Linked DNA regions of Homo sapiens: region 2 is linked to region 1. The links are chromatin loops, found by intact Hi-C in ENCODE. Cell type or tissue: right lobe of liver. All regions are shown on one strand. Each heading gives the region's core, and the rest is flanking DNA. Links, peaks and the distances in the headings are about the cores only. Region 1 has its middle 33 kb from the start of MTPN. Region 2 has its middle 53 kb from the start of FAM180A.

The links. Hi-C counts contacts between places; a loop is a spot of excess contacts. Peaks named below come from ENCODE experiments on the same cell type or tissue, not always from the same donor. Only the 100,000 strongest peaks of a DNase experiment are listed, where the experiment ranks them.
Region 2: a loop joins it to region 1, with 6 times the contacts of the local background. A loop is called at or near these places in 104 of 110 quality-filtered maps.

The regions. Positions count from the first base shown.
Region 1 is chr7:136,002,519-136,018,409 of GRCh38, reverse strand. It overlaps a transcript of LOC105375523 not described here. Among named protein-coding and RNA genes, the nearest start is that of MTPN, 33 kb to the right of the region's middle. In right lobe of liver, for the core only: a CTCF peak has its summit at 8,728 (motif pointing right); no DNase peak of the experiment used is centred there.
Region 2 is chr7:135,793,469-135,809,359 of GRCh38, reverse strand. No RefSeq gene overlaps it. Among named protein-coding and RNA genes, the nearest start is that of FAM180A, 53 kb to the right of the region's middle. RefSeq lists a silencer at 10,066-10,286. In right lobe of liver, for the core only: a CTCF peak has its summit at 8,107 (motif pointing left); no DNase peak of the experiment used is centred there; H3K27me3 peaks cover 325 bases.

The sequences.
Region 1 (15,891 bases), core at 3,955-11,954:
GAGGCTTTTCCTCAAGAATAAATGATGTCATGATATATTGTAGGAAACAAAAGTTTTATAATAGCTCAAACAGAAAAAAAAGATGAGGAAAATTGAATTACCACATGACTCACACTGATTTCAACATACCAAACTCAAATGAACCTGCATCATAGCATCTAGCATTGTGGTGCATCAAGCAGCATTGTCTAAAAATGGTCCTAGGAGCTCACTAGGTTGCCTGGATTACAAGTTCTGAGTCAACTGGAACTGCACCAACCCCAGTTCGGTGACCAGCCTCCCGCAGCAGGAAGGTCTGTACCCAAACCCAACTCCACAATGGCCCCCAATGGCCCTAGGCAGCTGATTTCCCAGATAACTCTTATAGTACTGGATCCAAGTCCAGATATCCTAATTGTTTGAGTAGTATATTTGGCTTCTGACATGGTGATTTCGTGTTTATACTATAAAAAAGTAAAGCAATAAAAAGCAAAGAACCTTTATTAAAACATACATCTGCAGCATGTCCAGCAAAGTCTGCTATCCATAACACATCTCCCTCCATGGACAACCACAGGCTTTCCTCCTTGCTGACTCTTTCCTTGTAAGTTTCCCCAATGAAGCCTATTTCCTATTCATCCTAGCTGGTGTTGTGAAATTATTTTTAAGCCGTATTGCAGGACAGAGAGTAATCATGATAGGACTCATCTTGAATGACAGGTGATAGCAAAAAAGACATTTATTCAGCACAAGTACCATATTCACATGACAAAAGGTAATTTAATTTTCAACAAGCCAATATTAAGTAAACTTTGTAGATTTGGATTCTATTGGCTTTAAAGGAGATATATTTAGCTTGTAACTTTGATTTGGGCTACAATTGTATAAGAGCTATAAGCACAAAGTATTCATATCTGGTTCTATATTTATTGACATTTAATCAATGTCTTAACAAAACACTTAAAATAATACCAGAGGTTAGAAGACATTGTTCTGTTTGTAAGTTCTGGTCTCTGCTCAAGTTCAGATTAGTAACTGTAAGATTTCATCAAAAACATTTTGTTTATCCACGGTAAGAATAATCTAAGATGTTACATCTAGGTAAAAATAAGTTTCTGTTGTACAACAATGGTTATTGCCTAAGTAGCACTCTGAATATTTGAGCATGAGAAAGCCTATATTAGGAGGATGTTATTCATCACCCAATATGAGAAGTTATTCAACTGACTTTCCCTCTGTGGTCATGAATTGTACTGAGTCACTTGTACCCACTTGGTGCTCCTAGAGATTGATGGGGGAACCCCTTGAGACAAAACTTTTCTCACATCCAAACTACTCGGGCAAATTCTGACCTTAGGAGATTTACAGGTTCACCTGGAACATGGGAAAGGAATAGACATACTACAACCCTACATCATTACTGGATGACTGATATGGTTTGGCTGTGTCCCCACCCAAGTCTCATCTCGAATTGTAATCTGAATTATCACCCTCTTGTGTCAAGGGAGGGACCTGGAGGGAAGTGATTGGATCATGGAGCCAGTTTCCTCCATGCTGTTCTCTTGATAGTGAGTTATCATGAGATCTGATTGTCTGATAAATGTCTGGTGCTTCCCCCTTCTCTGTCACTTTCTCTCTCCTGCCACCGTAAGACATACCTTTCTTCCACTTCCCCTTCCACCATGATTGTAAGTTTCCTGAGACTTCTCCAGCCATGCAGAACTCTGAGCCAATTAAACCCCTCATTTACGAATTACCCAGTCTCAGGTAGTATCTTTATAGCAATGTGAAAACAGACTAATACAATACTGAAAAATATTCCGAGTTTCTTTACGGAATCAAGCAGTCCCAGGTCCATTCTATGATGCCAACACTGAATTCACTGAAGAAACCTAGAACAGTGTAAGTTACATCAGACACTAGAACCAAACCAAGGAGTATAAAGATAAAGGATAGAGTCTCTGGATGCCTTCAGGTTTTTTCCTTCATTAGAGTTTATTTATCAAATCTACAACCCTTGGTCCCCTTTCTACTTCTCCCTTGGCCTTTAGGAGGCTCTTGATAAGCATGTAATCACTTGGAAATGAAGCTATAATCACTGCATCTCTTCTCAAGATAAATTGAGTTCTTCTCTCATTTGTTTTCCCATAAATCATTTGAGCTTTTAAGTTTTTCAGCAAGCATAATTCATAAATGCATGTGTTACTGAGGTTCTCAACATAATTTTAAATCTATAGTTGAATAAGCTGACATAGCGATGTTCTGAAGATATCAGATCTCACTATTGATCATCTCTTGGCATGCTGTGTCCACCCCGTGTCCTAGCTATATATATATTCTTCCAAAGAACTAACTTATTAAGTCAAAGTGCCAGGAGATGACAATATTTAATCCACTGCTGTTTGTTTACAGTAGTTGATTTGTGTATAGAGAAGCAGCCAAATATTATATTAATATATAACATCATCAAAATACATAACATGTCAAATTCTATTTTAATATGCTGATTACTGTTGTTTTAAAATATCCAGATATTTACCAAATGCAATTATGGCATACATGTACTTTAAATGAAGCATCTGTTTTGCACTCATTTAGGAGAGGGTTTGTAGTAATTGATTTCCTGTTTTGTATTGAATGAGACTAAACAGACCAGTAGAAAGCTCATAGGAATTGTTCAGACACCCGAGGTAAGAGCTAAATAATAGAACTATATTTTTTGATGTTTATTTAAGACATTTTCTATAAGGATTTTGAAGAGCTGTGGCAGTTTAGTTGCTCTTAAAAGGAGCTTTTATTAAAAAGAATGAGATATTACTAAAGGAGTAGAATTTAAAAGAGACTTTGAATTACAATTAAAATGTAATTTAATATCATAGTTTAAAAGATTAAGACCCTTATTCAAGTTTTAGTCACGACTGAAAATATGATAATAAATTCTGATGACCATACGCTAATCCCCTCACTGGAGTATTTCCCTGTTCATACTCCCTTTCCCAAGGGTCCTGGGAGAAGATGGTCTTCAAACCTTAAGAGTGCAGGCATGTCAAGAAACATCCAACTGCGTTTCTCAGTGTTTTATTTGTGCACAATGAGCTTCATATAGAAAATTAGACATAGCAATGTTAGACAGAAAAACAAAAACAAACTCACCCAGAGAGCTCAAGGCATGGCAGCTTCGGCCAGAGACAGATTTAAGTAAACCTATGCAGCATCAGTATTAATGCTAATAACTGACATACCCAATCATATGGATCTAACAGATGTAAGTAGGGAACTCACCATGATAAAATAGAAACTCTACCTGCTATTTAAGTGTTCATTCATTTACACAAAAATAGACCACACATTAGGCAACAAAGAAAATCTCAATTAATTCCAAAAGGTTAAAAACCATACATGTAAAATTCTCTAATCACAGTGTGATAAGTCTGGAAATGGATAACAAAAACAGAACAAAAACCCACATCATCTAGAAGTGTTTAAATTCTCTCTTAGGTGAACAAGAAGTCAAAGCAAATATTTCAACTAGGTAGGCAGAAAATAGTGATAACGAAAACAGATGATTAAAGCAGCATTGAGAGGAAAACTCATTAACTATAAATAATTGTTAAACAAAAGGTAAAAATAATTCAATCTAAGGAAATTAGAAAGCGCTACACATTAAAACTTAGATAATAACAGAAGGAATTAATGAAGATAATAGCAAAATAATGAATTAGAAACGAGAAATGATAGAATCAATACACATACTGAAGAACTAGTTATTTGAACATAAAAGTTAAACTACCTAATCAAAAAAAGTGAGGAGAAGAAAAAGCACAAATATATAAAATTGGATATTGGGAAAACAACCCCCAAATAACCACAAATAGAGTAAATTAAGAGAATTATAGAATACTATCCAGGTTTGGTGTCACATGCCTATAAGCCCAGCTACTCAGGAGGCTGAGATTGGGAGGACTGCTTGAGCCTGGGTGACAGGAATGAGACCCCGTCTCAAAAAAAAAAAAAAAAAAAAAAGGAATACTTTATTCCACTTCATGAATACAGGCTATTAGGCTGTAATATATGCAATCATCATTTTTATGGGTCAAGTAGAGTCACATATTGACAATTTCATATGGCTCAACCGACTATCTAAAAATTTAGATCAAATGGATGATAAGAATATGGCAAAATATAATTAAAACTTATCTACATGTATCTCCAAAAGTAAGTTAAACATTTGCTATGCTAAACAGTGAAATGTTATGAGTATTTCCATTTAAATCAGAAAGGAACAAAATCATTATGTTCACTAGCTTCACTGGTAAGAATTTCCTGTAAGTGCTAGCCAATCCAATTCATAATAATAGTTAACATTTATTGAATCCTGACACCAGGAATGATTGTAAATTTTTTATACATATTATCTCATTTTATGCCCCCCAATAACCCTATCCCCAGTTTGCTGACAGGGAAACTAAAATGCAGAGTGGTTAAGTAACTTCCCTGGGGTCAGAAAGAGAAAAAGTGGCAGAGTTAGGACCTGAATCTAGACTTACTGCAGGTTCATGATCTTAAATATAACTCTATTGTCTTCTACTATGTTCACAGCGTAAAGAAACAGGTGATGAAAATTGGAAAGGCAGAGACAAAATTGCATAAGATTTTACATTTGAAAAACACAAAATCAATCAAAAGCTATTCTAAGCTATTAGAATAAGAATATTCAGTAAAGTGACAAGTTACATTAATATCTGAAAGTCAATAGATTTTCTATATGCAAAAATTAGATGGATAGTGCATCATTTCTGTGTATCATTTAAATACATATTATATATTCTAAAAACCATCTTTTAAATAAACCTATATATTTACAGTAGCAAGAGAAAGATTTAAATATCTAGAATAAATTTAACTAAAAGTCGGCAGACCTTTACTGAAAAACAAAAAAAGGTATATCTCTGCTGAGATTTATAAAAGAAGACTTAAATAGAAAAACCTACCCTATTCATGGATAAAAAGCTTAAAGATGTCAATTCCATTTAATCTATAAATTTAGTGAGACCAAAAAAATTACTGAAAGCTTTTTAATCTTGTGAAATTGCAATTTTTTCTTTTGTATGATTTCATTGGTGAATCCTTTCAGAACAAAATTAAATAATAATGGTGAGAGTTGTTATCATCGTCTCACTTTTGACTTTCAGTTGAGGCACTTTTCACCATTAGTAATTATGCTTGCGTTTGATGATACCCACACCCATACAGTAATTTTTTAGTTACATTAAATAAACTCAACACTTCCTCGTTCTTATTTTACTGAACACGCTTGGGTCCCCTTCCACACTATGGAAGCTTTGCTCTTTCGCTCTTTGCAATGAATTTTGCTGCTGCTCACTCTTTGGGTCCACACTGCCTTTATGAGCTGTAACACTCACCTTGATGGTCTGCAGCTTCACTCCTGAAGCCAGCGAGACCACGAACCCACCAGGAGGAACGAACAACTCCAGACGCGCCACCTTAAGAGCTGTAACACTCACTGCGAAGGTCTGCAGCTTCACTCCTGAAGCCAGCAAGACCACGAACCCACAAGAAGGAAGAAACTCCGAACATATCCGAACATCAGAAGGAACAAACTCCGGACACCAACGCCTTTAAGAACTGTAACACTCACCGTGAGGGTCCGCGGCTTCATTCTTGAAGTCAGTGAGACCAAGAACCCCCCAATTCCGGACAAATATAAGAGTTAAGAAGAGAAACGCTTTGTTTCCTGTTAAAGATTTTGGGAAACTAACTGGGAAACCTAGCAAAAGCCTCCATAATCACATTAGTTTATTTCCTTTAGAAAAATCAGGTATATTTTTAAAGGATGCATGCATTTCCAGTATATACAATAATCCGTTTACAGTGGCTGATTACGGGGGTGGAGGAGGTAAGTAGTAAAACTGGGATTGGAGGCTGGGCGCAGTGATTCATGCCTGTAATCCCAATACTGTGGGAGGCCAAGGCAGGCGGATCACTTCAGATCAGGCATTCCAGACCAGCCTGGCCAACATGGTGAAACCCATATCTACTAAAAATACAAAAATTGCTGATCATGAGGTCAGGAGATCAAGACCGTCCCAGCTAACACGGTGAAACCCCTTCTCTACTAAACATACAAAAAGTTAGCCGGGCATGGTGGCAGGCGCCTGTAGTCCCAGCTACTTGGGAGGCTGAGACAAGAGAATTGTGTGAACCCACCAGGCGGAGCTTGCAGTGAGCCAAGACCACACCACTGCACTCCAGCCTGGGCAACAGAGAGAGATTCTGTCTCAAAAAATAAATGAAATGAAATAAAATAAAATAAAATACAAAAATTAGCAGGGCATGGGTGCGCATGCCTGTAATCCCAGCTATTCTAGAGGCTGAGTCAGGAGAATCCCTTGAACCTGGGAGGAGGAGGTTGGAGTGAGCCGAGATAGCACCACTGCACTCCAGCCTGGGCAACAGAGCAGGACTACGTCTCTAAATAAATAAATAAAAATGGGATTGGTGACGGTATCAATTTTCTATTGCTGCTATAATAAATTACCACAAATTTATTTGCTTACAGTTCTGGAGGCCAGAGATCCAAAACAAGTGCAAATCATGGTGTTAAATCATGGGCTATGTTCTTTTTGGAGGGTCTAAAGGAAAATTCGTTCTTTGTCGTTTCCTGCTTCTAGATGCCACCAGCAACCCCTGGCTCGTGTTCACCTTCCATCTTCAAAGACGGCAATCGCCTCACTTCTGCTTTTGTCAGCCCATCTTTTATTTAAAAGGACCCTGTGATTACACCTGAGGTTAGTCAGATAATCCAGAATAACCTCCCCATCTCAAAATTCTTAATTTAATCACACCTGCAAAGTCTCTTTTGCCAGATAAGGTAAGATATTCTCTTGTTCCAAGGATTAGGGAGTGGACGTCTTTGGGGCTCAGGGGAGAGTGATTATTCTGCCTACCACAGTGATGAAGGGGAAAAGAATAATATACAGCAAGAAAAGAATGCATTAAGAACCAGAGATAATAGCATGCCTCACCTGAAGTTAAAAATTCCATGTTTCCCCAGAGTGCCGACCAGCAATTCTCAGCATTGGCTGCACCCTGGAGTCACCTGAGAAGCTTTAAAACAGCCCACTATCCAGCCAACTCCCTGGACCAATTAAGTCAGAATCTCTGACTAGGCAGCATCAAGACTTTTTAATGCTTCTCAGGTGATTTCAATATGCAGTCAAGTTTGAAAAGCCCTGGAGTATCCACTTAGTGCTTGCTGAAGGCCTCTGCCTGTGGGTTTTTTTTATTCAAGAGGAAGTGCTCCTAGTTGGTGATGGGGCCTGCAGCTCTCCTGGTTGTCTGACTCCTACTTTGGATGTTTTCAACCCAATACTGCTTCCTCCACTCCATAGGAAAAGTCATTCTACCATTCATTCCCTCCAAGCTCTTCCTTCTCCTTGGTCACACCCATGTCTCCAGGCCATCAGGATCCAGCACACCATCTTACTGAATTCTCACCCCTATCTCATGATGTACACTGCTGCCTAAGACCCTTCTACCACCTTCCCAAACCTGCTTCCAAAGGGTAGTAGCAGTGTTCTGGTTTTCCGGAAAGTCCATTCTCACCTCCTCGACCCTGTCTCCCTTTTGCCCCTCCAGCATCCAGGATACCCAAAACAGGACAGAAGTAAGAAACATACAGATGCCTGCAGACCCCGAGGTAGAAATGAGGACAAGGAATGGAAGACAGAAGACAGGTGCAGAGGGAGCTATAAAAATTGAGCAGTCAGTTACAGACTGAGTGTGTTTGTGTGCATCTGTTAAACTACATGGGTGAAAAGTGGAAATCATTTTCATTATTGAAGAACTCCTAGAAAAGCTAACATTTTGTCCCAACTCTGTAACAAATACTACCAAGTAATTTTCATGAACTACTGATTACTTACCAAATTATTAAGCAGCACAAAGATAATTTTTCTGTCACATGAATGTGTGTGTGTGTGTGTGTGTGTGTATCAATAAACATCAGATTGGCAGGGTACAGTGGCTCACACCTGTAATCCCAGCACTGTGGGACGCCTAGACAGGTGGATCACTTGAGGTCAGGAGTTCAAGACCAGCCTGGCCAACGTGGTGAAACCCTGTCTCTACTAAAAATATAAAAATTAGCTGGGCATGGTGGTGTGTGCCTGTGGTCCCAGCTACTCAGGATGCTGAGGCAGGAGAATCACTGGAACCTGGGAGGTGGAGGTTGCAGTTGACCAAGATTGTGCCACTGCACTCCAGCCTCAGCCACAGAGCAAAAAAAAAAAAAAAAAAAAAAAAAATCAGATTAACTTGTCAGTTTCATTTGAGGTGATGCTTACTGTTGCTTATATTGTTCATATTACATATTCACAATTTGGTACTCAGGCTATAGTCATCTACTAACAACTTACAGAACTAATAGGGAACGTTAATTTAACATATCCATAATAATTTATAATACCAATGTCCAAATGCAGGGTAAGTTATAGGCTTTTAATATCATTCAGAATTTTCAGAGCGTGAGGTTCAGTTTTAAAGTCTGTTGTTTGATTTCCAATATATCCAATTAGTGCCAACTGAGTCCTTTCCTAGTCAGTGATTCTTCACAGAGCTTTTTACAAGATTTTATCCAATAAGGCATGACCTGGTCTAGAAACTAGAGTGATTAATTGAAATATTTTCAGTAAACTGCATGTTGCTATTCATAATGTAATATTCATTCTTCCAGCAGGGGGCTCTCTCACCATTAGAAGTACAGAAGGGGAAAGTTTAGGAAAATTATTTGTTCCTTCATTCATTTACTCGTTCAACAAAATGAGTTCTCACTAATCGCCAGACTTTGTGATATTTTCTAGGAATATAGTAGTGAAGGCTTTGTTCTCATGGAACTTAGAATCTGGTATTTCATTTTTGGCCACCTCCACTATAAATGATCTTTTTTTTTAAGTAAAAGTTGTTGTTCCTAGAACATTCATTTGGGGAGGGGGTGATTTTGGTTGCTGAGAAGGTAAGTGCTTTCGAAAAGGCTTTGAGTACACATTACTTTTGACTCTATTCTCCTTTGTGCTCTGAGAAGTGTACTCCTTCCTACAACTAGAAGAGAAATTGTCTCTGTTCCCTGGATAGCCCCTTCTCAGCTCCAGCCAATGCTGGGTTCCAAAAAGCAGTGACTAATCGAGGGGTAGAAGCTTACTGGACCAACAATTTCAAATTTCTAGACTTAGAATCTATTATTCTAAGAGTGATGAGGGAATTAAAAACAATATGCAAGACGCAGGGACTAAAAACATCATCAAATACAATGGTGGTTCAAGAAGCAATTTAAGAAAAATCAAAATTTTTCGGATCACATGTTTGTTTTCCTTCCAAATGAAAATAACATCATTGTGTCTTATGGGGGAAAAGAAGTCTTAAAACTTAGATCATCCACTTTAATAAACTTTAAAATGTGAATGAAAATGTTGTTTAATAAACCACTAAAACATCGACACCTGGGCACATTCAAGAGGTAAAGCATGATGGCAGCTTCCAGTCTTTCTTCTCTACATTTCAGGTTCGATGCAACTCAAAGGCCAGAGGATGTATGTTATTGATCTAGTGCCCAGCCATTCCATTTTGCAGATTGGACATCTAGAGCCCAGAGGGGATGCAGGACTTGTCCATGTCACACAGTAAGTTCTCAAAACATTTTATATTTTAGGCTCAGTTTTTAAAGATTGTGAAATCATAGCATCTTAGAGTTAAAGTGAATCTTGGGAAGTCAACCAATCCAATCTTCTGCCCAAAGTGAAAGTCACTTCAGTAGCTGAAGGATGAAAGGATGTCATCCAATGCAGTGACAGAGAGCTGACTGCCTTCCACTCCTCAAAGGGACCCATTTCTTTCATAAGAAAATCTCAGCATTATGAAAGTCTTACATCAGGCCCAAAGATAACTTCTCATTGTTTCTAGTTTCGTTGTCTGGATTTATATAAAAAGCTGCACTGTAATTATTTAAGAATAACCATCATAAATGCTGTTCTCTTTTCTAAGTAAAACATCCTCATTTTTTCAGCCATTTTCTAAATGCTATAGTTTCTCTTGACATCCTTAACTACATTTCATCCAGCTCTTAAAATTTGATGCGAAATGTGGTGTTACTACAGATAAATCTGACAAGCATTGAGTGCAGTGGGATGTACAAAGATACAAAGAATGTTCATTCCTCAGAAAACATATTCTACCTAGGGATGAGAAAATAAAGAGTACCCCTGAGCAACTAAAAGACAAACTGTCTCTCATGCCATTTCAACTCATTAAAGACTTTTTCAGTTTAGCCGGTTCTTGAATCTAAACAATAAGTATATATAAAACACACAAACTGAAAAAAAAAAAGACATTTCATCCATATGATAACAATACAAATCAACCCAGAAATTCCAAATGCCACCATCTTCCCACCCCAAGTTCCAGGTACTGGGCTCGGGATTAACTGGGTCCAGATGGATCAATAAATACTTAGAAGTTCAGTGTTCTCTTAAAAATTCGCCCTTGTCATCAAGCATATGTGCTCCGTCTCTAGAGAAATAACAATAAGGGATCTTTGGGTTCAAACGATAGGCCTACCTAGAAATCCACAAGGAGTCAACAATGAATATTGCTTCGATTAATAAACACTATTTGGATGTGTTTATGCAAATCAATGAGTGAAAAATACCCATTGCAATAATTTCCAAACAATGTCCAGTTCCTAAAATTAGTTTTAGCTAGTTAACCATGGTAAAAACTAATCTATTGTCCTCAATCCTGCTGAAACTCTTTATGACACTTCAAGCAGCTCAGTACTCTCTCAAAATAGCCCCAGATTGGAGGCCAGAATGTCAAGATGGGCAGATGCTCAGAGTTTAACATGAGCCTCTAACAACCTATGTGGATCATGCATCCTTTCAGGCAGAAACCAGCCACAGGCTCACCTACTGTCAGTGTATCAGGAGAGAGTTTCACAGGCATACAGGGACCATATTCACTGGGTCAAAATTAGCTAACTTATGGGAACAATGTAATAATATGTTTGAATTAGTACCCTCAGAAAATTTAAAAGTCAGGTTTTAACACGTATGCCAATTTAAACTTGGGCATGTTAAGTTTACTAAGATCCTTAAGGCATAAGTCATTAAAATATTGCATGCATACTCAATTTACTGTCTTTGAAGGCATGGGACATAAAGATGATAGTTCATTGTATACCTAGTGCAATCTACTGAGTGTCTTACATAAACTATTTTATTTTGTGTTTGTAACAAATCTTTTCACATAGGTACTTTACTGATCTGCATTCTTCAGATGAAGAAACTGAGTTTTAGAGAAGTGAATTCACTCACCCAAGGCCACTTAGCTAAGAAGAGATGGCAGAACTGGGATTTGATTCCGGGTCTGCCTCTACAGTTTCTGCTGAACACCACTCTTTACAGAGTGTGCCTCTCACTAAGGAAGAGAGGATCTGGATGATGCTCTGTGTCTTCTACCTGGAAAGAATAAAAACTATCTGGGGTGGAAAGGACTCTTTTCCACTTTTGACAATTCCCTTAAACACCAAACCAAATATAAATACCCACTTTCTTAACATTTATTTTTGAAAATCCTAAAATCTCCTTAAAATCAATATTGAGATCCAAATCCATTAGTTTTCCTGCACAGTGGTGGTTTCATGCAATGAAATTTTACAGAGCTGAAGTCAAAAAACTTCAACCTCACCAGATACTACTGTGCATATGTTATTCTCTGAAACTCTACTCCCTCAACTCTGGGATAAAAATAATATTACCAACTCCCTGAAGCTGTTCTACATATTAAATAAGAATAATATATGTTGTATTAGTCCATTTTTATGCTGCTGATAAAGACATACCCAAGACTGGGTAATTTATAAAGAAAAAGAGGTTTAGTGGACTCACAGTTCCACGAGGGAGGTCTCACAATCATGGCGGCGGGTGGAAGGCATGTCTTACATGGTGGCAGGCAAGAGGGAAATGAGAGAGCATGTGCAGGAAACTCCTCTTTATAAAACCATCAGATCTAGTGAGACCTATTCACTATCAGGAGAACAGCACAAGAAAGACCCCCCCTCATGACTCAATTACCTCCCATGGGGTCCTTCCCACAACACATGGGAATTATGGGAGCCACAATTCAAGATGAGATTTGGGTGAGGACACAGCCAAACCATATCAGATGTGAAAAATATTTTACAAAATTCTCTACAAATATTGTTATTATTATTACCTTTCTATTTCTTTCTTTTTTTTTTTGAGACGGAGTCTTGCTCTGTCGCCCAGGCTGGAGTGCAGTGGCACGATCTCAGCTCACTGCAAGCTCCGCCTCCTGGGTTCACCCGCCATTCTCCTGCTTCAGCCTCCCGAGTAGCTGGGACTACAGGCGCCTGCCACCACGCCTGGCTAATTTTTTTTTATTTTTTTTTATTTTTAGTAGAGACGGGGTTTCATCGTGTTAGCCAGGATGGTCTCGATCTCCTGACCTTGTGATCCACCTGCCTCGGCCTCCCAAAGTGTACCTTTCTATTTATTTCTATAATTTTGTACTTTAGTCATAAAATGTAACAATCTAGAATATTTTCATATTTCTACCTTTATCATGGCTAGGCAATAACAAGGTTTCAATAGAGCAAAAGAATTTCCAAATGTTAATTTTCATAGTTTGCCAAACATACAATAAAAAAATGCTTAAACTATATTGCTCCTGCCATTTTATTTTGCTTGTTTTAACAAGTACAGAGAATATTACATTTAGCTAAGAATGATTTCAGATTAACTTCTCTTACATAAAGCAATCAACTTTTATAATATATATGTGGCAGGTAATAAGCACATAAATGTAATTGCTTTTTAAGAAATATTTGTTTTCAGTGTGGGTTTCAGAGTAAGGTGGAAGACTAAATTATATTATTTTAAATGGCCTCAGTCAGCTAAAACTCTCAGTATCAGTAATAGATTGGGAAATGGAAGCATAGTCATAGAAAAAGGAAAATGAATTTTTAAAAGCATTACACCTCAAACTCGATCATTCTTTCCTATAATGAACACAACAGTCTAGTATTGCAATAAAATTAACAATCACATTTCATAGTATTTCTATATATAGTTACACGTACTCTGTTATTATAACATTTTATTTTATTTTATTTTATTTTATTGTTTTTTGAGATGGAGTCTCACTCTGTCACCCAGGCTGGAGTGCAGTGCTGCAATCTTGGCTCACTGCAACCTCCACCTCCCAGGCTCAAGCAATTCTCCTGCTTCAGCCTCCTTGGTAGCTGGGACTACAGGTGTGCACCACCACATCTGGCTAATTTTTTGCATTTTTAGTAGAGACAGGGTTTTGCCATGTTGGCCAGGCTGGTCTCGAACTCCTGGCTTCAAGTGATTCACCTGCCTTGGCTTCCCAAAGTGCTGGAATTACAGGCGTGAGCCACCATGCCTGGCCAGTTATTATAACATTTAAAAATAGATTTTATTCCAAAGTTTTCTTTTTTATAACCAAGAAACAAAGTACATATGTGTTCATTCTGATGCTAACTTAAAACTGAATTTCTCTCATTCCGTACCTTTTTAACTTTATGTCTGAAGAAAAAAAAACCTGCGTGTTTAGGAAATGCTATTCCATTTACTCCTGCAAAGCCCTTCCCAGCTCTACATGTCTGACTTACAATTGAGGGGGCCTCCATTTCCATTTCCTCTGCCTTTACACTGGTACTAAGTTCTAATCTTGGAATTTCCTTACTCCAAAGTCAGCTGTTATTTGCTGTGTCCCCCTCCCGCCAGTCTCTATTCTGTCCTGCTGCATTTCAGCTGGTTACCTTATGCATCCAATTCTCTGCGGGCCAACGGTTCCCTTTATAGATCTTATAAAAGACAAGACAGACAGGATATTAGCAATCTTCATCTTTAAAAGAAAATTCTGGCTTTGAAATAGTCTTAGAATGGTCTCTGTCCAAAAGCAGAGACGCCAAGTGGCCCTTAGAACAGCCATCTGTGCATGTGTTCATTTGTTCACAGGTGGTGTAGCAAAATGGTAAAAGCATGGTCTCCAGAACAATGTTCCATTCCAGCTCTGCCACTGACTCGCTGTGTGACCTTGGATGACTGACTTAACCTCTCTGTGCCTCAGTTTCCACATCTATAAAATACAGAAAATAATTGTACCCATCTCATAGAGTTATTGTAAGAACGGACTGAGTTAATATGTGTAAAGTGTTTAAACAATTCCTTGAGCATAGCATATGTGCACTGTGTTTCCTATTATTACTATCATTTGTCTATTATTCATTCATAAAATATTTACTGATCTCTATTAATGCTGTTCGGCCAGGTGTTATTATACAACAGTGAGTGAAGCAAAAAATAATAAATAGCCCTTATGAAATCTACAGAGAGACAAATGTTAATCAAATAATCTTACAAATATATGATAATAAATGATATAAATGCATGAAAGATGACTACCCCCTAAAAATCTCGGGCCTATCTACCAGATTTCTTAATGCTCATAGTTCCTCTATTTTTCCCGGGTGGCAGAAAGAAGTGGCCTGGTTACCACAGTCAATGAACTAGTACTGACTTAGTTGTCTGATTCTTTTGTGCCCTATCTCCAAGAAAAGGCCTGTTTCCCACTCTTCCCCATCCTGTTCTTGAACCGCTCTGTTGAACAATATACCCACATCTCATGCTTCACCACCACAACACTGCCCCTTTGAAACTCTGCCTTTGCCCTGATTTCTTTAAATCAGCAGTCCCCTTGGACTTGGGTGGCAGTGAGTCTTCTCGTATGGCCTATTATTCCATTTGCATCTCCGAGCTTGCCCTCATATTCCCGTTCCCTTCTAGTATACGTACTTTAGAATACCTGGCTCTGGCTTCAAATGCTGCTTCTGCTATTAGTACTTACCAGGTGTGTGAATTTTACCAAGTTACTCAACCTATCATTTCATCTGTAAAATGGGTATAAAAATATCTATACCACAGAACTGAGAGGCTTAAATAAGACAAACCCACTTACACAACTTATAGTGTCTAACACTCAATGAATAAGTTCACTCACACAACCATATTCATCCCCAGGCAGTGAGGTCATGCATCTAACAAGTATTTATCCCCAAGCACAAAGGATTTTAACAGGTTAAAAAAATACATAAATCATTTCTTCATTTGTGAAAACTGCAATTCTATTAGGAGAGGCAGCCAAAAGTTGAAAGAATGTAAATTGTAATGAGAACCATATAGGAAACAATAAAAATTCCTGAGACAGAAAAACAAGAGAGACTTGCTAGAGTTCAAGTGGCCAAGAAAGGGGGAGAAAAAGAAGCAGCCAAAGGAAGACGTTTGTGCAAAGGTCCTGAGGTAGAAAGATTAGCATATTTGAGCACCTGAAACACCACTGTGGCTAGAACCTGAGGAATCAGGGATGAAGAGACACAGATGGGGTTGAAGAGATGACCCTTCTAGGCCTCCATGGTACATGGTTTGGAGTTTACTTGCAGTTTAATTCCTCTCCCTTCTATACCACCTCCAGGCCCCAGTTTTGTGTTTTAAATACCAGACAGCTATTGCTATACAAAAGCCTAGCTGAGCTCCATCCTAGGAGTTGATCTTTTTAATACTAACCCAGTTCTTTATGGAATAATGAGGTTCAAGGGAGAGAAAGATTATGTGGTATACACAATGTTCTTCTGTTTTCTCCCTCCTTTTCCAACAGAGCCCTCAGACTCACTTCCATCTCTGTGCTTTCCCTGGAAATGTCCTTCAGTCCCATGGCTTTATGTGGCATTTGTAACCCAACGACTCCCAGTTTATATCTCCAGCTGTGACCTTTCTGCACTCTGGGTGCATATCC
Region 2 (15,891 bases), core at 3,350-11,349, 210 kb after region 1:
GAAGGGGAGGATTAAAATGCACAAGCGAGAAGAAAGGAGGGACAGAATTCTTCTGGGCCTTTTTCTAATCTGTGCTTTTCCTGAGCCTATGCTGGAGAAGGGAGCCGTCCTTGGCTCCGTGCCCTTGGCCTGCTAATGTCGACAATAGTTCCCGTGATCCAGACAAGTCTTGCAGTTTATAACACAGGCAAGAGATATGATATTGCAGCCACTTTGGCTCTATTCTCTCTCCACGACAGGCATGTGATTGCTGCACAAAGGAGGGAGAAATGCAGCCATCGGCTGCAGAGACAGAGAGGAGGCCGGGAGGAAAGGGTGAGTCTTTGGTTGTGATGAAGACATTTTAAATCGGGAGAGTGAGACATAAATGTCAGAGCAGCTCTCCTCTTCATGGCCTGAAAATCTGCAACAGCAAACAAGAAATGGTTCGGCGGTGGAAGGAGGTTAATGGGCCACGGCTCTATGCCCAGGCCTAGCTGGGTGGCCCTGAGCCATCACAGGGTCCTTCACCAAGGGAGGGGAGAAATTCTGAACTTGGGCCATATAAGAAGGGCCAACAGCATGGATAGCTTTAATACAGTCAGGATTCCTCCAACTTTAGTATGCCAGAATCATCTAGAGATCTTGTTAAGAACTTAGATTCCTGGGCCCCACCACCCACGGTGGTCTTTGACCTACCACCAGACATGACCCAAAGCTCTGGAGTTCCAGTGGGCGGGGAGAAGCTGGAGTCTTCTTTCTGCTGTTTACCCATCATTATAAAATGCCACAGAGTCCACTTCTTGGCCTCCTAGCAGGCTTGCCAGCCAAGGCTTGCTTGCCCCTTAACTAACAGTGGGATAATGAATCTCCAGCAGGGCTGAGTTGCCCCAGAAACTTAAGTTCTTGTTAAGTCTGCACTGGCAGGAGCTGTGTTCTCGTTTGGAAATAGTTGGCCGGCCTGGGCTAGTTCATGGGGAAATTCAGCCCTGGGTTTGCATCAGGAAAGCGGCTGATACTTGAGAACTCACTGAAAATGTGACCAGGATTAGATTACTCCCTTTGAGCTGGTCAGGTCAGATTTCCAGATGCAGCGGAGGCCATTTGGGGACAAGCCTTCCAATGGCCTACCTGATCACAGGCAGTGTTCTACTTTAGACCATCACACTGCCCTGCAAAGAAAGAAAGAGCGTGCGTATCTCTGTGTGTGAGTAGGGGTGCGAGTGTGGGTACTCAGGAGTATAGGCCTGAGGCACACTGTGTGCTGAGGTGTACAGCAGCCATGGATCTCAACGGAAGCACATGTGTAGGGCTCTGTGCAGGTCACTGCTTGTTTTATTCTTCCTTTTGGGGAAGAAAAAACCTTCCTACTTTCTCAGCATTGACCAAGCATCTCCTCTATTTTAAGCACCATGGGAGACATAAAGGCCCTGATATATCAGAATTTACAGCCTAGCTAGAGAATTTTGCAACAGAGGGCTGCATTTTACTCTATTTCTTTCTAATCCATTTCCAATCTATTTTACTCCAATCTTAATCTATTTCATCCACTCAGACAGTGCCCAGACCACCCCCCTTTTAGCCATATTTTTTCAACAGCTATTATGTGCCCAGTATTGTGCCAGGTGCTGGGGGTATACAAAAGAAGCCTACTAAGTAATTAGGGAGCCAAGTATATCTTGTATAAAACCAACAGGAAAAGAAAATGAAACAAATTTATGATGCCAATAATATGTATGAAACCCAAAGACCTTTCTCCCCAGCCACAGTTTTTCTCAAATTAGAGTAATGAATACTGTATTCAAAGAAAAAATTTTCAGGAACCTTCCAGTTTCACTTAAAAATTGTCATGTTACTCGAATGTGTATAAATATGAAACCTGGAATAATTTTTTAATTTACAAATAAATACCAAATAAAATTTATAAATTACTTACTCAAAAAAAAAGCCTTCTGAAAAAAATCAATATTCAAATTAACATTAATTTAATGATACTGTTTTGCTGCAACAAAATTGTTAGTCTTGGATTTAATAGTAGGAAAAGCCTCAGGTCTTTCTTTAATTCGTGTTGTAGTTTGGCTTTTATAATACTAATTCAGAGAGGGCCTGTTCATATAAAAGAACTGCTCAAAGTTATATTCATGGTTTCAAGGCTTTGTCTGCTAGTTCAGAATAATCAGACCTCATACTTATACTTAACCAAAACTTCCCCACATGTAATCCTCAAATGCCTATTTCAGTGATTGATCTTCTGATAACACCATGAAGCTGTCTCATTCCGTTGAAGATAAGATTAACATTATGACACTCTTCCATCTGCTTTAAATTTAATCTCATCATTACCTGTATTAGAAGAAAAACTATTCATTATAAATTTACTTATTTACTTATTTATTTAGAGACGGAGTCTCGCTCTGTAGCCTAGGCTGGAGTGCCATGGCGTGATCTCGGCTCACTGCAATCTCCACCACCCGGGTCCCGGTTTAAGCAATTCTCCTGCCTCAGCCTCTCGAGTAGCTGGGATTACAGGCATGTGCCACCATGCCCAGCTAATTTTTGTATTTTTAGTAGAGACGGGGTTTCACCATGTTGGCCAGGCTGATCTTGAACTCCTGACCTCATGATCCACCCTCCTTGCCCTCCCAAAGTGCTGGGATTACAGGCATGAGCCACCTCGCCTGGCCTCCTATATTTATTTTTAATGAACTGCAAGTTGCAAAGTACAGTCGAGCCACACAGTGTATCTATTTGTACGTGAAACTGCAATGGTGCAGATCCTTTGGTGTTCAGCATCCCGGCACCACAGTAAGCTACGAGATGACAAAGTTCTACCTCATCTCCTTATCTGAAACTCCAAAGCTTCATCCGTGCAGCCACTGTGATTTCTTGTCTTTTACCTGGTACAAATGGGATTTGGGCACAAAAGTACAAATGCAAGCACAAAAATATTATGACAAATTTTGGTTAAAGAATGGCTAGTCAGAAGATCTTAGATTAACAGTTTTAGATTTTCACTGAAGTAAAATCATAAAGCTAAAAATTAAAGAAACTGCAACTCCCTGTGAATGCTGAGCTGCATTCATAACCCTCCATTCTGACCATCCATCTCCCCACTTTCTCCATGCCAGGCCACGCAGGGCTACGTCTCACAAGAACTGGGTCAGTTAAAAGAATGAACTCAACGTCTACATGAGGGAAAGGGATAAAGCTGAGCACCAAGTAAATAGGACTTTCCCAGGCTCCAAAAGGAGAGCATCTAAAATATGAGTACCTCCACATAGGTGCCCCTGAATTGTACCCCTTCATTACCCACCTGGAACCCTTGACCCAGAATTCCTGTATCTCTCCTCAGACCATTGCCTTTCATCAAAACTCCCAAACTGGAATCTCTATTTGCCTTTGGGAAAAACAAACTGTTCACCAAAAGGGACCTCGGTGTCTACCATCATCTTCCTTCTCCCCTTAATTCACTTCCCAAGTCTAAATCACTTCGTCTGGAGGAGACTCTCGGGAATTCTAGATAATTGTGACAGCCATTGCTATGGTTTGAATGTTTGTGTCCCCTCCATAATTCGTATTCAAACATGCAACACTGTTAAGAGATGGGGCCTTGAGGAGGTGATTAGGCCATGAGGGCTCTGCCCTCGTGAGTGGATTAGTGTCTTATAAAAGGGCTGGAGGGGGTAGGCGAGGTGGCTCACACCTGTAATCCCAGCACTTTGGGAGGCAGAAGTGGGTGCATCACCTGAGGTCAGGAGTTCAAGACCAGCCTGACCAACATCATGAAACCCCATCTCTACAAAAATACAAAAAATTGGCCAGGCATGGTGGCAGGCACCAGTAATCCCAACTACTCAGGAGGCTGAGGCAGGAGAATTGCTTGAACCTGGGAGGTGGAGATTGCAGTGAGCCAAGATCGTGCCACTGCACTTCAGCCTGTGCAACAAGAGCGAAATTCCATCTAAAAAAAATTAAAAATTAAATAAAATAAAAGGACTGGAGGGGTTGGCTTAGCCCTTTCTGTCCTTTCCATCTTGTGAGGACATAGCATTTATCTTCTCCAGGGGACAAAGCAACAAGGCACCATCTAGGAAGAGACTGGGCGCTTATCAGACACCACACTTGCCAGCCCCTTGATCCTGGACTTCCCAGACTCTGGAACTATGAGAAATAAATTCCTGGCCTTCATAAATTACCAAGTCTCAGGTGTTTTGTTATAGTAGCACAAACTGCCTAAGATAAGCATTAACACACCAAATCCCACAGAGCAGTCCAGTGGGAACCGCTTTGGAATTCCTACTTTCCCAGTGGGTAAGAGGGATCTCCTAGGCCAGACTGCCTTTGTGATCTCTCACCTGAATGGGTTATGGGCAGGATTGTCCCTTAACTGTTGGACCTGTTGGAATAGGCCAATTCACACACATGCACGCAGGTACACGCACACAGACACACACATGTGCACAAACATTAATTCTCAGGAGCAGTAGCTTCTGCTAGGAAGGAAATATTTTTCTAACTTTCATAATTTTTGAGGTGTCATCTCTATCCATCCGTGAGGTTAGAGAATCATATTATTATACAGAATAGTGTTTACTTCCTTTCCTTATTCTTCTTTAGGCTTGCAGAATGAGAAAAAGACCACATATGCCTTAAGAACCCTTCCCTGAGGTACAAGGGAGGTTTTGTATCGATCATTCTTTGGTTTTTCTTAGAGACAGGGTCTCACTCTGTTGCCCAGGCTGGAGTGCAGTGGCACAATCATGGTTCACTGCAGCCTCCAACTCCTAGACTCAATGAATCCTCTCACCTCAGCTTCCCATATAACTGGGACTACAACCATGTGCCATCAAGCCTGGATAATTTTTTTATTTTTTATGGAGATGGGGTTTCACTATGTTGCCCAGGCTGGTCTTGAACTTGTGGCCTCAAGCATCCCTCTCCCTGAGGCTTCCAAAGCACTGGGATTACAGATGTGAGCCACCATGCCTGACCTCAATTGATTAGTCTATTGATGATTCATGTAAATTCTCCACCAATGGCTTTCGCCCACTGGAGAATGACCCAGTATTATAGGTCATCAAAATGGGCAAACATCAACATCTTCTAGAGTTACTAAGGAGGCTTTATGGACAAGGTGAGGTCTGAGTTGAAACTTGAAGGATACGTAGGCTCTCCACAGGTCTGGTGCAGAGCTGAGGTGGGGGAGGTAGGGAGGGACACAAGAGCAAGGTACCTGCACAGGGAAAAGCACAGAGCCTGTTACGGCCACAGAAAATAGTGGAAGATGGCCTGAATAGCCAAGATGAGCTAGATTATAAGGTTTCTAAAATACCAGAATGAGTTTAGGCTTAGCCCAAAAGGCCATGGGGAACCATTATACACCCTTGAGCAGAGAAGGAAAAGTTTGGAAGTGAATTGGGATTTGGGGCAAATAAATCTGGCAGTAGTGGGCAGGATGGATTGGACTGGAAACAAGTTAAAGAGTTCTTTTCCATTATTAATATGATTGTAGTAATCCAAGTGATGAAGTTCCGATTGTTGGACTGTAGTGCCATGTGGGCAGGTGTTGTGTCACACATGACAAGCCCAAAGTCTACAAGTGTGCCCCACATGCAGAAGGTGTTTACTTCTTCAACTAAATAAATAAAATATAGTTTAGTTACCAGGAGTCAATCATGGAGCCCAAGTGAGGATTACAAACATCCATCCCCATATCCAGATAGATCCCACTCCCACACATACATCTGGCTCAAGCAGCTATGATCTTTTGTGCTCTTTTAATAAAAATGGGTCATCAGACTCTCTGAGCACTTTGCCAATCTACTCCTACTAGCCTACAGAGAGGTGAAGAAAGAACTTAATCACCCCCAGAATCTCAGGGGTAAGAAACCTTCTATGGTCCTCCCATTCTTTTCCACTATAAGTTATCTATTGCCGCAACATTGTTCCATAACAGACAACCACAAAACCTCAGTGGAACACAACAATAAAGATGTATGTTTGCTCATGAGCCTGTGGATTGGCTGGGTTATCCTATTGATCTGAGCAGGCTCACACTCACATGTCTGGCAGGTCAGCTAGGGGTCAGCTGGTCTAAGACTACCTCAAGCTAGAATGACTCAGCTCTGTTCCATATGATCCCTCATCCTCCAGGAGGATAGCCCAGGCTTGTTCTCATAAGGTGGCAGGAGTTGATGACAAAGAGAGAAGCAAACAAGCCCAAATTTGTATCCAGTTTGCTCTTGTCCCATTGACCACAGTAAGTCCCAGAGTCAGAGTAGGCAGGGACCGCAAGGTTACAGGGCAAAAGGCATAGGTATAGAGAGACCATTGGTGTGGGATATGAATGACATCAATTTGTCACAGTGCCTGAAAGAGAAAAGATTGAAATTCCAAGAACAGATCAAAGCCTAGGACTGAGGAAGGAACTCTCCAAGGTAGAATTAGGAAAGTAAGAACAGAATTAGTCTCCAGAGAAGTGAACCTTTGGTTTCAAAAGAAATGGTGAGTCACAGACTGGCCCCATGGCTTATTCTGACCTTTTCTACTCCTGTGAGTGCTGTGATTTTGGGCAATGAATGGCTGAAAGCCCTGGCTTTTTTGCTCTCCACGGCAAGCAATCACAAATACTTTTGTTTTCCCTACCAACGAGATCTTTCCCTTCTGCATTCAAATATGATCTGCTCACCTTAAATAAACTCTCACTTGACTTCTTGGGCCTCTCCAGCTCTAGAAATACTTAAAACGTAAGGAAGAAAAAGAATAGATGGGAAGCAAGAAATCCTGGTGTCGTAACATGATCGTTCCCTTGAAGTTAGCACAGTGAGATTTCAGCTGGGGGCAGGAGGACTTGATCAGGACCAGCCGGGATGAGGTGAGGCAGGATCAACCTACCCATGTCATTGGCAAAGTCTGCAAAGGCTAGACTATGAGGCCATCATGTTTCTTGTTCCTCCTGGCTCTGAAATGTGGACTAATCTAACATGCACAGGATGTCTGCAGCCTCCTCACAACTTAACAAAGAGACAGGAGGGCTAGTTCACAAAACCCCCAAGAGTCCACTTCCCAAGACGGTTCCTACTGAATGGAGGGTGCGGTGCTGAGAGCAGAGTTGGGAGGTTTAGGAAGGGCTCTTCATTTCTCAGCGAGGCAGAGAAACAACCTGGAGTGCAATCACCCGGAGCAAAGGACTTGGGGAACAGCACGATAAATGTCCAGGTGCCAAGAATAGTTGGCAACAAGGACAGCAGGAGCCAAGCACGTGGAAGTGGTCTCCCGGGCACACTGCCAGAGCAGGGCTGCACTCAGAAACAGGACAAAGAGCCTGAGGGACCACAATCAGCGGAAAACCCAGCAGACAATACCAGAGGTGATGGCTGGAGGGACCTCTAGCCAGGCCATAGGGCAAGTGGCCTCTAAGACCATTGTTCCAGTCTGGGTTAGAGGGTGAAAGCTGGCATCTGTGACCAAAATGGGCCAAAGGAAAAGGCTAGGCTTTGAGCTGGGGCACTCAGATATGGTGAACTGCCAGAGAAGATGGGTATTCCAGAGCCAGCAAGTTAGCCAGGGCTGGGAGAAGACAGGGCACCTAAAGTAGATTGGTCAGTGCCTGAATCTGTGCCAAGTTGGAAGAGGGACAGGGACTGTGTCTGTAATTTACAGAACTGGTGATGTATAGCAAACGACCTGTAGGGATGAGGGGCACGGCGGGGCGGGGGTTAGGGGAGAGGCGGCCCGTGAATTCAGATGCAGGGTCCTACAGAGGAATTTGGACACCCAGCTTTGTCTCCCATTGGGAGACTAAGGACTCTTTGGCCACTTATGTGAACACAGAGATCAGTTCTAATTTCCTCTCTGTCTGTGAACAGAAGACTCACCAGCAACGGGGTTTGCAGTTGGCTTAGTCTTTTCTCCTACCCTTCCCCTCCCCAGGAATGGAAATAATTAGTGTTAACTCGTATATTCACAGAAATGCATTTATAAGGCATCAAGCCAATGATTTTGACCTTAATATTGCTCAGCTCACACCAATTGCACCAATGCGATCGATCACAACATGCAAAGAGAGTTCAGGGGTTAGCAAGTGTTCCAATTGTCTTCTCCTAAGAAGAGAGCGCCATCTTGTGTACAAACACTGAGTTCAGGATATGCTGAACCATTTTTTTGAGTTTTAGTTCACCAGAACTGAATCTGTGACCTCGTGTTTACTTTCCAGAGTTTCCTGAAACGTTGCATTATGAGAAACATGAAGATGTCCCTGAGCGTGTTAAGCTGTTGCCAGCCACGATTGTTATACTAAAGATGTACCTGGTCCGCGGAGGACATCTTTCAGCCTAGTTTTTGAAGACCTGTTACTTCTCTTCCTCAATTTTGAGTTTAATAGATGCAGAAAGACTTCCTACCTGAAATTCCACCTTTAAAGCATGTCTATGAAACAAAGGTTTTCTACCAGCTCTTCCATCCAAGTTTGAAACCTCCTGCTGAGCTTTTCTTCCCAATGTGTGGGGCCAGCCACGGTGTTGCTACCCGGGAGGGAGTGGTCTCGATGGGTAGCATTTGCTGATTTCCCTGATGCAAACTCTCGCATGGTGGCTGATTTCAAGGACTAGCGAGACCTCATTGCTGAAGAGCTGGGAAAAGCTGCCCCCGTCAGCTCTCCACAGCCAGTACAAGCTGGCTCCCGCCTACGCAGGAGACCCACGGATTATGCCCATCTTTGGGAAATGGCTCAGTTCATTGCTCAGAGATAAGGAACTGCTCAAAAGAGAGAGAATGCTGATAGGAACAGGCCAGATGTGGGGACGCAAAGACATATAATGTACCAGACAATGCCAGGAGGGTGGATATGAAGCAAAGAAAAGACATCTTCTCAAAATAAATAAATAAAAAGACATCTTCTCTCCCTTTTACAAAGACACAAAATCCCAGAGTCTTGAATGCTGTGTCCCAGAAGGGTCCATTTTCAATGGCACAATAATACATGGAAGAGGCTTAAAACTGTGCCTAACATTTCGTGCTCTATACGTTGTCTTAGTTGTTGTTAAAACTCAACTTTCTGGGATGCCTCAACTGGCCACGTATCTTGATAAATTCATTATTTTCTTCAATTATGCTGTAAGAAGAATACTTGTATCTTCTTCAGCCTCCAACAGACATTCCTTCACCATCTACGGAAAGACCCTGAATATTTTCACTGGAAAAGGGCCAGTAGTGAAATTGGCAAACACTCCTTCAACCAGGACAATGCTTCTGGGGAAATGACATTTATTGAGCACCTACTACATGCCAGGCAACTACAAAAGATCTCATTTCACCCTCACAGCAACTCTGTAAAGGAGGCGCTATTGCTGTCCTTTTATAAATAAGGAAACTGGGGCTCTGAGATGTTAAGGGAGTTGTCTAGGACTATATGGTGAGATAGTAACATAGCTGGGGTGACTCAAATCAGAATCTCTCAGGCTCAAAGCACGTTCCTCTCTCTATGTGTCCACACTGCCCTTGATTGAGAGAAGGCAGAGCTCAAAGGTGGCATTTTCATCAGGTTGTGAATCCACTTTCATGTCATATCACTGTGTGAATGGGACTCCCGCATTTGCACAGTGTACAGCCTGTGAACCCTTACCTTACATGGCTGTGTGCATATTTCTTGCCCCTCTTCTCTGTTACCTATACCCCATGGCCATTTTCTCTTCCCCAGACTACACCCCAATGCAGAAACAAAGGTCCAAAGAAAACACTCACTTCCACTTCAGTGAAACACAAATACTTTTCTCCTCAGAGGGTTGAGGAAGGAGAGAGAAAAGATGGTGGCCACTGAAAACAGGAGTGGAGGATGGTCTGGATTCCAGAAGGATGAGGAGCACCCTAAGCAGAAGAAAGAAGGTTCCTCTGTCAGAGAAGTCCAGCAAGGAGGGTGAGCTGCCCCCACAGAAGCCTCTGCCAAGTTCTCCTGTAGACAACGTCCCGGACACGTGTACGTCCCCCTAACCTTCGGGTCAGGAACCTGGGTAAGGGACCGCGAAGGAAAGCTGAGTCCCTGACTGAGTGATAACTGAGCGGAAATCAGTGGGGACATTTCCCTGTGGGCAGCAACAAGTAGTGATGGGGTTCCATGCTGTCCCTGGCCACAGGGAGATGTGCTGTGGGTAAACTACGTACCATAAAGGCAGTACAAGCGGTCCTGGGGATGAAAAAATACCATCTGAAATAGCTGCCACCAAAATTCCTCTTTGAGAGGAAACTCCTTTGTTGGAAGGGTTACTTGGGAAGTACTAGGGTTAAATAGTGAGCCCTTGAGGGGCATGGGTGTGGTGGGCACAAGGTCTGTGAGGAGAGCATGGCCTGGGCTTCCCGTGGTTGGTATGGAGGCAGGGTGGATGGGTGGGAGGAAAGAGGTGAAAAGAAAGACAGGAAGGTGAAGGGGGGTGTCAGCGAGGTAACGGGAAGCTGCCTAGAGAGGCGGAATGCCCCTCTCTGCAAGGAAACATACTCAACCCCCGGCTGTGACTGGGGTGAATGGGACTTTCTGGCGACTTCAGAAGCAGCTGTGGTCACATCTGGGTGGCTGTGATGTGGGACAGAGACTACCTGCAAAGACTTGGGGTCCTGGAGGCTGCAGTGACCCTGACTACATCAGCCCCTCTCTATCCCCAGAGTGGGAAGAAACTGTAGGTTCAAGCCAAGTTTAGCTATTTACTGTGACCTTGGTAGGTCCCTGCTGATAGCTGGCTTATGTAAAATTCAGACAATGAGCAGAGAAAACATAAATTCCAGCACAGGCGAATTTGGAAAATGCTGTATAGAGCAAATCGTGTTGACTTAGCATTTGTGCTTAGCCGAGAAGGTGCTGCCCTGCACGTGCTCAGAGCCCCTCTCCCATTTCACCAACTAGACAAGCCACTCCGCCATCCTGCAGAGAAGCTAAGAGAGGGAAGGGCAGGTTGCTCTCCCATGCTTCTGAACATGTGGAAGAGGCAAGGGAGAAACATGGGGTGAGGAAGAGAGAAAGACTTTCCCTATCCGAAGAGCAAACCAGTCTGTGTATGTTTGCCTCCAGTCAAACAGCTTCTAAATACTGAAGAGTGCCAGAGGACTATTTATTTTGCCACTTACAAGCGATCAGAAAAAAACCTTTTATTTACATTGTGGAGGCTCAAGGACCCTGAACTTATTCTTAGGCTATTAAAATAATTTTACTATTTTGGCAACGTCTAAATGCAAGTAATTTAAGACACCCCTCTGCCTAAGGCTAACAAAATCATTGTGGTATAACTATTAGTTTGGTGCTAAAAGTAATTGTGGTTTTTGCCATTAAAAGTATTTGTAGAACAAACCAATTACTCTTGCACCAACTTAATAGCATTGGATCCACTAACCTGGAAACACCACACCAGAGAGGTGCCTGACTGCAAGGAGAGCACATGGTTGGCACATGCCAAATGTTTGTGGAAGAAGCTGGGGAGTCCCCAGCAGCTGAGATGGATGGTGATCATCAACTTCCGAAGTGTTAAAGAAAACTGAAGGGTTCTGGCCAGGCGTGGTGGTTCACACCTGTAATCCCAGCACTTTGGGAGGCTGAGGTAGGCGGATCACCTGAGGTCAGGAGTTCTAGACCAGCCTGGACAACATGGCAAAACTCCATCTCTACTAAAAATACAAAAATTAGCCGGGTGTGGTGGTGCATGCCTGTGGTCCCAGCTGCTCGGGAGGCTGAGGCCAAAGACTCATTTGAACCCAGTAGGTGGAGCTTGCAGTGAGTTTAGATTACACCACTGCACTCCAGTCTGGGCAACAGAGTGAGATTCTGCCAAAGAAAGAAAGAAAGAAAGAAAGAAAGAAAGAAAGAAAGAAAGAAAGAAAGAAAGAAAGAAAGAAAGAAAGAAAGAAAGAAAGAAAGAAAGGAAGGAAGGAAGGAAGGAAGGAAGGAAGGAAGGAAGGAAGGAAGGAAGGAAGGAAGAAAACTGCAGGGTTTTGAAGGCAGGTGGCACTGTCCTGTAGGAGACTGAGGGTGGAACTTGTCCTTGAAAGCTCCCCTAACCTACTGAAAGTGGAATGAAGGGCTTGGATCCAAGCCTTTCAGAGGCAGCCAAGATCTTCCCAGTCCCCACGATGGGTTTCTTTGGTATGCTTGTTTGCTTTTCTTTGATTCTGATGTTCAAAGGAAATAGGGTGTGTTGATGTTTTAGGTGAACAGTGTGCTTTCTGGGTGACCTAATTTATCTAGCAGTGGAATGAAAAGGAAGAGAATGGGCAGAAAGAATCAAAGCCCATGGCCTACCTCAATAGAAAACGTGTGAGTTTTTCATATAATGTTATATGAACATGAATCTGCCATTCTGCTGTGCTGTGTCTTCCATCTGTTACTTTCTAAACTGTGGACAAGAAAAATACAACTGGCGTGAAGAATGAATGTTGCACAGGGTAGGGATGAGGGGTTGGTACATAGGAAGAGAATATGCTTGACACAGAAAAGAACTAACCATATACCTTATCTCATTTAATCCTCACAACAACCAGAAGGGCAACTAGTACATAAACAAATAAAAGCAAAACAAAGCAAAACAGGCCCAGAGAGAAAAGTCCCATCACTGGGAAGACCTAAGATTTGGGTCCAGGCCCGTCCAATGCCAGAGTCCTTTCTCTTTCTAATGCCTCGTGAAGGCAGTGATGACTCTGAAAATTACAAAACAGTCCTCCCTTGTTCAGGAGTTCCTGGTGTATCTACTTCAGACCAAATGCACTTATTCCTGGGAATTATTCAAGGTCTCGTCTTTTTTAGAATAGGTACAATATGGATGAGATCTTTTTAGCTAGCCTGCTTAGAGCAATCTAACTCTTAGGTCATACTCTTTCCAATATAGTAATAGACAAGGTGTTTAAGGGGATTTTGATCTTAAGAAGGTTAAATTTCCACATCTAAGTAGCTGTGGTATGTTGGAACAAGGGGGTTGTTTTGCCTTCTAAAACAGTCCAAAGCTGAGAAAGCAGATTACTGAGGCCCTGCAAGTTGACACATGCCTCTGAGTCCAGAAGTTGGAAAAAAGCAAGCAAAGAAGTGAGCCAGAGAGAAGAGTGTTAGACTGCCCCTTATTTTCACTTCATCTGACTTGGATTAGTCTTTAATTGAAGTCTCTGCTGAGATTCTGTCTGCGCCAGTCTGAAACAGCCTGTACACTAGTCAGCCATTCAACTGTTCTCTTTATAAATGCCATTTTCCCCTGTATTTGCTGAATTTTCATTCTTCATTCAAATGTTTGGGTGTCTGCATGTTTAATGAACACAGATGCCAGGGTTCTCTCAGAGCCAAATATTTGGATTACAAAACATTGAGGATATCCACATAGTTGGCTTCTCATTCACATATGTGACATTGTGTACAGACAGTTAAGTTTTAATAATAAAGTCTAAGAATGGATAGGGCTGGCTGTTCGTAGGGGAAAATAGTGCTGCACCTAAATCAGTGTGTATTTTTAGAGCTAGTGAACATTTTTATGAGGCTGAAGTTTTACTTGGTCTCAGGTCTGCCATCACAGAGGGCCAAAGTAGGCCCGGCCATGTGGCCAGGGTGAGACCACAGCTTCTGGGGCCAAGTTGAACTCAAATTTTACCTGACGCAGCCAAGAACAGGAAGACCCAAGGCAAGTAAAACTATGTTCTAAGGAGTTTTTTGGACCAGGCTAGAGAATCCAAATTCTACTGTCGGAAACAAAGCCAAAGGGGGTAAGGAATCAAGTGTAATCAAAGATCAAAAGAATGAGGAAAGAGACCCAAGATCATTTCTATGAATGGAGCTGAAGTGATGAGCCTTGATGTGACCAGAGTCAGGCCAGGTGTTGGTCTGAGGGTGTGGATTTGGAAAGGATCAATTTGCAGGGCATGGATTTTCTGGGCCTGTTCAGGGGACTTACCTGGCACTGTGATTTGAATATCTTGTCCCCTCCAAAAGTCGTGTTGAAATTTAATCATCAATGTGGCGGTCTTGAGAGGCAGGGCCTTTAAGAGGTGATTGGGTCATGAGGGCTCTGTCCTCATTAATTAATTGATCCATTAAAGGATTAATGGATTGATTAATGGCCTAACATGGGAGAGGAACCAGTGGCTCTATAAGAAGAGGGAGGGAGACCTGAGCTAGCACACTCAGACCCCTCCCCATGTGATGTCCTGTGCCACCTCAGGACTCTTCAGAGTCCCCACCAGAAAGAAGATTCTCACCAGGTGCAGCCCCTTGACTTTGGACTTCTCAGCCTCCAAAACTGTAAGAAATAAATTCCTTTTCTTTATAAATCGCTCTGTTTCCAGTATTCTGTTACAAGCAACAGGAAAAGGACTAAGACACCTGGTCACAGAGCATGACAGCTGACAAGACTGCTGCAGGCCAGTTGCAGGCTGACAAGGACAAATGGTTTCCTTTGGTGTCATCCAGGCCAATGCATCAATTGATGTCTTGTCTAATAGATGAAAAAGGTATGAAAAAATAAATCAATGCCCAAGAACATAACCTCCATTAACTTGCAGTTCTTGGAGGAGGGAAGGAAACATAGTCTGGTCTGGAGATAGTGTAACTAATAGTTAAAATCATGGATCTCAGATTCAGATGGACCAGGATTGAAACTACAGCTCTGCAACTTGGTGTTTGGAGAGAGGAAACTAACCTCTCTGAATCCTCAGGTGTCCCATCTGTAAAACGAGCATAACGATGGCATCTACTGCACTGGAATGTGATGAAGCTTGAAGGGCATGAAAATAGCTAGTGTTTATTGAGTCCCTACAGGGCTGTGCTCTTACAGGTATTATCACATGCTTGACAAATAGCAAGAACTCAAACGTCAGCTATAATAACTGCCTACATTCTAAAACATTAACAAAGGAAATATAGTACAAATAGTTCCAACCAAGCAACACAAAAGTATAGTTTTTAAACTGAAATCATTATCCATGAAATGTTAACAAAACATCTTTATAAAGGCTATGTTTGAGGAACAGTGCTGGATGCTATAGGAAATGCAAAGTTAAACCAGGCACGGTCTCTGCTCTTCAGGAGCTTCTAGTCTACGAAGGAAGATAAACACAAAATTAACTGGTTGCTACCATGTATGAGAATATATGTATGCTAAAATCAAGATACAAGTAGTACATTGGGAGCAAGAGGGGGAAAGGTTTTTTGTATCTGGATGAGAAAACCGAACTTCATGGAGGAGAGGAAGGAAGAGTGTGGCAGACCCTGATAGTGAGCTCTCCCAGTAGCCAGTCCCAGCTCCTTTCCCTCCTTTCCCTTTCCCTCTTCCAACCAAATACTCACTTTCCCAGCCTCCCTTGCAGCTAGCGGGGGATAGCCATGTGATACAAGGCTACACATGACACTTAAGAGGAAGATTATTGGAGCTTCAGAAAAGGGTTTTACTATTTGATAAAAAGGAAAGTCATCAATAATGACAGGTTTGCCCTTCTTCCTACTTTGAACATGGACACAATGCCTAGAACTGTAACACTTTATAACCATATTGCAACAAGCCAACTTGCCAAGATGACAGAGAAGACAGATCGAAAGGGTCTGGGTCTCTGATGCCAGGGCTGAGCTGCTGCAGCAGCCTGAAGAGCTCACCTCTGGAATTGTTGTTATGGGTGTGATTTTCCCTAAGTCAGTGCTGGTTCCGTGTGATGTTACTTGCGGCTGAATGCCTTCCTAACAGATGCAGAGGATACAGAGCAAAAGCACAAAGGTGGGAAAACACAGGACACTTTCAAGGAAAAGCAAATGCACTCCGAGTTTTTGGAGCATAAGAAGCCAAGAGGGAACATAGAAAACAAGGCTGGAAACGTAGGCTGGGGCCTTGCATAGCATGGTAAGATTTGGCAGTGGGGGAGCTGACAAGGTTTTTTGTGTAGGAGAATGATGTGAGAAGAACTGCAGTT